Regions from separate parts of the Mus musculus genome. Here region 2 is linked to region 1. Evidence: chromatin contacts called from ENCODE Hi-C or POLR2A ChIA-PET data. All regions are on one chromosome and are shown on one strand. The core of a region is the stretch at or near the end of the contact, and the rest is flanking DNA. Distances in the headings are between cores, read along the strand shown.

What was found. A loop is a pair of places that touch in the nucleus more often than their neighbours do. ChIA-PET counts read pairs that join two places held with the same protein, here RNA polymerase II (POLR2A).
Region 2: POLR2A ChIA-PET joins it to region 1 with 99 read pairs in Patski. The contact joins the promoter of Id3 here to the promoter of Rpl11 in region 1. A Hi-C loop is called at or near these places in 8 of 37 maps with a recorded cell type or tissue (ES-E14, gastrocnemius and mouse trophoblast stem cell). POLR2A ChIA-PET finds 5 or more read pairs at or near these places in 5 of 5 experiments (Patski and embryonic stem cell).

Annotation. Positions count from the first base shown.
Region 1 is chr4:136,052,075-136,054,805 of GRCm38, forward strand. It overlaps Rpl11 (ribosomal protein L11), which reads right to left and starts at 1,319. Exons shown (of 6, transcript NM_025919.3): 1 at 1,274-1,319; 2 at 493-643. The coding sequence starts at 1,279.
Region 2 is chr4:136,142,414-136,145,113 of GRCm38, forward strand. It overlaps Id3 (inhibitor of DNA binding 3), which reads left to right and starts at 1,409. Exons shown (of 3, transcript NM_008321.2): 1 at 1,409-1,765; 2 at 1,881-1,963; 3 at 2,467-2,700. The coding sequence starts at 1,466. The coding sequence ends at 1,940.

The DNA of each region.
Region 1 (2,731 bases), core at 69-2,568:
GACTGTGGTCCTAAGAAACAGTATCCAAACCCAATCACAGACCACCCACAACCACACTAGCAACAGACTCCATGTTTCTAGCAAGGTAACTCCTGTCATGTGGCCAAACAAGGGAATCACAATTCATTTTAAGTGAGTTGAGGCAGAGCCAGAAGTTAAGAAGCACTGGTGGGGGGGTGTTGGAAAGATGGCTCAGAGGTTTAACAGGTTCTGAGGACCTACACGGTTGTTCACAACCAACAGAAACGGGATCTGATTCCCTCTTCTGTCATGTGGGCATGCATGCAAACAGAGTACCCATGCACACACACACAAATACAAATAAAAGCATGGATAGGACCTCATGCCAACAGTGTACGGTATTAACCCTGTTCTTAGCTGTCAACCAGGCCCACGACAGCTCACGTTATAAGTCCATTTGCACCCGTGCTCCGGTCAGATGAAGCAAGCTTTCCAGATCCACTCCTCTCTGGTCAGCCCACCGCCACTCACCTTTGGAGAACACCGGGGTCTGGCCTGTGAGCTGCTCCAACACCTTGGCTGCCCGGGTCAGTCTGTCTCCGCTCTCCCCGACGCAGATATTGAGGCAGAGCTTGCGGATGCGCAGTTCCCGCATGGGGTTCTCCTTTTCCCCTTGATCTTGCTGCGAAGAGGGACACAGCCATCAACACCCTCCCGCCCCGTCAGAGACGAGAAACAGCCAAGGTCTTCTCCGCTCTGACTTCTATCGTCCCGGATCCCGCCTAAGCCCTCGGGACCACCAAGGTCTCCGCGTTTGGAAGAGAACGAACACAGAGAGAGAGCCTGAATCCCAAGCGGATCCACGAGTAGGGAACAGACACTAGAGATCGTAGAAAGTATACAATGTAACCCTAATCAAAACTACAGGAAGTACCGGCCTCTGCGCCATGCCGTCCCCCTTCCCAAGCTAGCACGGGTCCTGCGAGTAGGACTCGCAGAAACTCCCCAGCACCACACAAGCTGCAAGTGTCCCCTTGGCCCCGCCGTGGACCTCCGCACGTCGCGCTCGCACTTCCGGCAGCCCCCAGACACTGCGTCTGGGCCCTCGGGGCTGCAGACCTGAGCCCCATTCTTAGGATGGGCGGCGATGCGGCGGGGGTGCCCCACGGCCGCCCAGTCCCGCCGGGCTTAATGCCAACAGCCTCGCGGGCTCCGTCCTCCTCCGGCCACCCGCGAGACAGCCGCCCTGGGCTCCGCCGACTGCGGATGGAGACGGATGAAAGCGAGGCAAAGCCAACTCTCGCCTACTCACCGCCATGGTGGAGAACAGGAAGAGAGAGGGAGACTTCCGGCCCCGTGGCCTTATGGGTCAGGAGGCGGGCTTTTCTTCTAGGCAGACAAACGAGGGGAGAGGGGGAAAGAGAGGCATAGCTGTCGTGGCGCTGCCACCTCTAGTGGACTGTCCTCGAAACTGCAGTCATCTTGGGCAAAAGACTAGGTCGTGGGTTGTCCGATGCTGGTATGTTCTTGAGTCCATGACTCCAAGAACAGTCTCAGAACCTGGTGGTTCTTGAGTGATGTCACTGCCCAAAGTCCATTAAATCAGTTGAGCAAAGGGCTAGAGAGAAGGCTTTACAGTTAAGAACAAAATTCCCGGCATGAACACGGTATTTCAAAACTGGTTGTGCCTCCAGTTCCAGGGAGACAGATCCCTCTTCTGGCATCTACAGGCATCAGGCCATGTGTGCATACAGGCAAAACACCCATATAAATAAAATAATTTTTATAAATAAATAAGCTGAGACGCCAGGCAGTGGTGGCGCACGCCTTCAATCCCAGCACTTGGGAGGCAGAGGCAGGTGGATTTCTGAATTCTGGTCTACAGAGTGAGTTCCAGGACAGCCAAGGTTAGACTGAGAAACCCTGTCTCGAAAAACAAAAACAAAAACAAAAACAAAAAAATCAGCTGAGGCTGGAGAGACAGCGCAGTAGTTAAGAGCACTTGACAGCTCTTCCCAAGGTCCTGAGTTCAATTATCAACAACCACATGGTAGCTCACAGACATCTGTAATGGGATCTGATGCCCTCTTCTGGTATGCAGGTGTACATGCAGATAGAGTACTCATACATAAAATAAGTGCGAAGATAAAAAGAAACCATACAGATTCTAGACCCTTTACTTTGTAACTATGTTAACAAGTATACAAATCAGAGTAGTGGCTTAAATCAGCTGTTCCAGTCTGATGCCCTTGTCTTCCTTCTGAGGACCCCAGGCACACACTTACAAGGACATATGTGCAGGAAAAACTTAAATACAGATAAACTAATAAATAAAAAGTAAATTTTGAAAATAAGAGTCCTGAGCTGTGAATACAGGCAGGTGTGGGTTTGATCCAACTAGCTAGTTACTAATTAAAATTACTTCTGTCTGTTTTCCCCTTGTGTAAAACAGCTACTTCTGTGTCATGGGTTACTGTGTAATTCAGTGAAGTATGTAAGTTGTTACTTTTATAATTAAGTCAAGCCTACAACATCCAAGCAACACCCACCTTCCAAAAGAAGTATTAGACATGGTAGCTAAAAAGAAAAAGGACATCAGAGGTGAGAGAGAGAGAGAGAGAGAGAGAGAGAGAGAGAGAGAGATCTGACAATGGCTTACAGATGCTTCTGAGAAGAGATCATCAGTTACAGACTATAGGACACGCCCCCTTCCAGGGTTACATTGAATCCTCAGAAGCTGAACTCAAGGATGAGGACCACCAAGATCCAC
Region 2 (2,700 bases), core at 159-2,658, 90 kb after region 1:
GAACTGTCCCAGCTCAGAGGTCCCATTGTCCTGTTGATCAGTGCCACACACTACTGAACACTTAATTGTTTCCTGTGTTAATCTTGTCCCCAGACATTGTGAGATTCTTGAGAGCAGGAGCCTCTGTTTCATGTGAAGCAACTCCATAAATATTTACCAGGCTGATTGATTAAGAAAGCAATCTCGTGGCTGCAAAACCCCACCTGTTCTCTCCCAAGATGGAAACCAGAATTTTGGAACTGCTGAGGCTTCGGGGTCTGGGAAGCAGAGCCAGGCAAAGAATAGAGTGCACTGTCCTTTTGCAATATGGGATTGCCTGCCTGCTGGCTGCTCTCCTGCTCTCTCAGATGGGTGGCTGGGGCTACTTCAGCAGGACGAGGAATAATCATGTCCAGGTGGCTGCCCTTCCACAACAGAAAGGGACAGACAACGCGGCGATGAAATTGTTATTGTTTTCTACAGAGTGTGCAAAGTGTGCAAAGGGAGGGAGGCTGTGCAGAACGAGGAAGCAAACGCTAGACAGCTGACCCATTTGGTTCTATGTATGCCCGTGGAGGGGACCTTCTAAAAGGGTTTATGCAGCAAGCACCCCCATATTTGAAACCTTGTCCAAAATCCTAATCAAATTCACTTCCAAAGCACAACCGGGCATACATTTAGTTCCTAAAGGAGTTCTCGGTGGAAACGGTCCATGCTTTTTCTTTCTCCGTGGAAAAGGACTGGGTCCAGACTGCTCTTATCCTCTTTCCCCTGGTGCTCAAATAAATAGTGTTCTCTGCTTAGACCTCCCTTTCCCTCCTTCTTCTGCAATCTCAGCGCCTAGCCCAAATCTGTTTTCTTCATTGTAACCTCAGCTTCACCGCAATTAATTTTTTCCCCCTCTGGTCACAAGATAATTCCTGACGCCAGTGAGTCTGGAGGTCAGACGAGCAGCAAATTGGGGAACAAGGCGGCACTAATTCCTTACAAGTTTCCCTTGAAAATTCTTGAGAGAGAGAGGAGAGAGAGATCTTTAGTTGTTCAAGGGATTTATGACCTCAGAGCTGTGGGTTCGAACCAGTATTGGGGGGAGGGGACCTCAGAGAACTTGGGCGCCTCCAGAAAAGGCATATTCTTAAAAGTTAATGGTTTTAAGTGATTTTTTTTTTTTTTTCAAATCTGTGCTGGCTCAAGAGCCCCGCCTCTCCTCGGTATCAGCGCTTCCTCATTCCTCGCATCCGAGGCTCCGCTGTCCTCGGCGTCAGACCAGCCTAAGGAAGCCTGTTAGCAATTTAAACCCACTGTGAACGCCCAGGACCGGGGAGGCGGTGCCCAGGGCGGGCGGGGGTGGACCCTTGGCGGTCTGTTTTGAATAAGGGGGTGTGTCCTAGAGAGGACTCTATAAGAGTCGGCCGCTGCAGGCGTGCGCGCACTGTTTGCTGCTTTAGGTGTCTCTTTTCCTCCCTCTCTATCTCTACTCTCCAACATGAAGGCGCTGAGCCCGGTGCGCGGCTGCTACGAGGCGGTGTGCTGCCTGTCGGAACGTAGCCTGGCCATTGCGCGAGGCCGCGGTAAGAGCCCGTCGACCGAGGAGCCTCTTAGCCTCTTGGACGACATGAACCACTGCTACTCGCGCCTGCGGGAACTGGTGCCGGGAGTCCCGCGAGGCACTCAGCTTAGCCAGGTGGAAATCCTGCAGCGTGTCATAGACTACATCCTCGACCTTCAGGTGGTCCTGGCAGAGCCGGCGCCTGGACCCCCGGACGGTCCGCATCTCCCGATCCAGGTGCGAGAGGGAGCCAGACCAGGCTGCTCTGAGCGTGCGGGCAGGGATGCTGCGGGTCTTCCCTATCGCGTCCCCGAGTCCCTTGGCTAACTCGTCTCCTAACCTTCTTTCACAGACAGCTGAGCTCACTCCGGAACTTGTGATCTCCAAGGACAAGAGGAGCTTTTGCCACTGACCCGGTCGTCCTGGCACCTCCCGGTAAGCTTTCTCCTGGCGCGGGCGAGGAGGGAGGCTTGCATGGGAAATCCTGCCTTTGACAGAACATTGTAAGGCTTAGGGTTCAGTCGGTTTAGGGAAAAAGCCAAGCCACTGAAAGGCAAAAGCCTTATCTATAATCAGTTAGAATAAACGACAGAACCTATGTCAATATCACGTGCATTCCTTAGACACGCTGTCCCTTCTCATCCCGGGTGGCCAGAGCCCAGGGCAAGTGGGCGCGCGGGTCGCACCAAATGAGCCTTGGAGTAAAGGAAGCCCTCCCCCCTTTCCACTAGTGTTATTTCTAAGCGGGAGGGGGAGTGGTGACTCCGCCTGTGGTCCTTTGGCGCCAACTGGGTGGAGGCAGTGTGGGGAGCGGAGTTATCAGCTGGAGGTAGAGACCGAGTTTCCTCCCTGGCGCCGGCCAGTCTGCGGCATCCTCCGCCTGGGCGCGCTCGGCGGAAACTGACGGCTCCCTCGCTCTTCTCTCCTCCCCCGCCCAGAACGCAGGTGCTGGCGCCCGTTCCGCTTGGGACCCTGGGACTCTGGGACCCTCTCTCCAGCCGGAAGCCTGAGGGCATGGATGAGCTTCGATCTTAACCCAGCCCTCTTCACTTACCCTGAACTCAACGCCTCGAGGCTGGACCTGGAGCCCGAGAGAAGGACTGAACTTGGGTGGCCTGAAGAGCTAGCACACGCTGGTCAGCAGCTGGGCAACGTCACTCTGTCCCCACCCT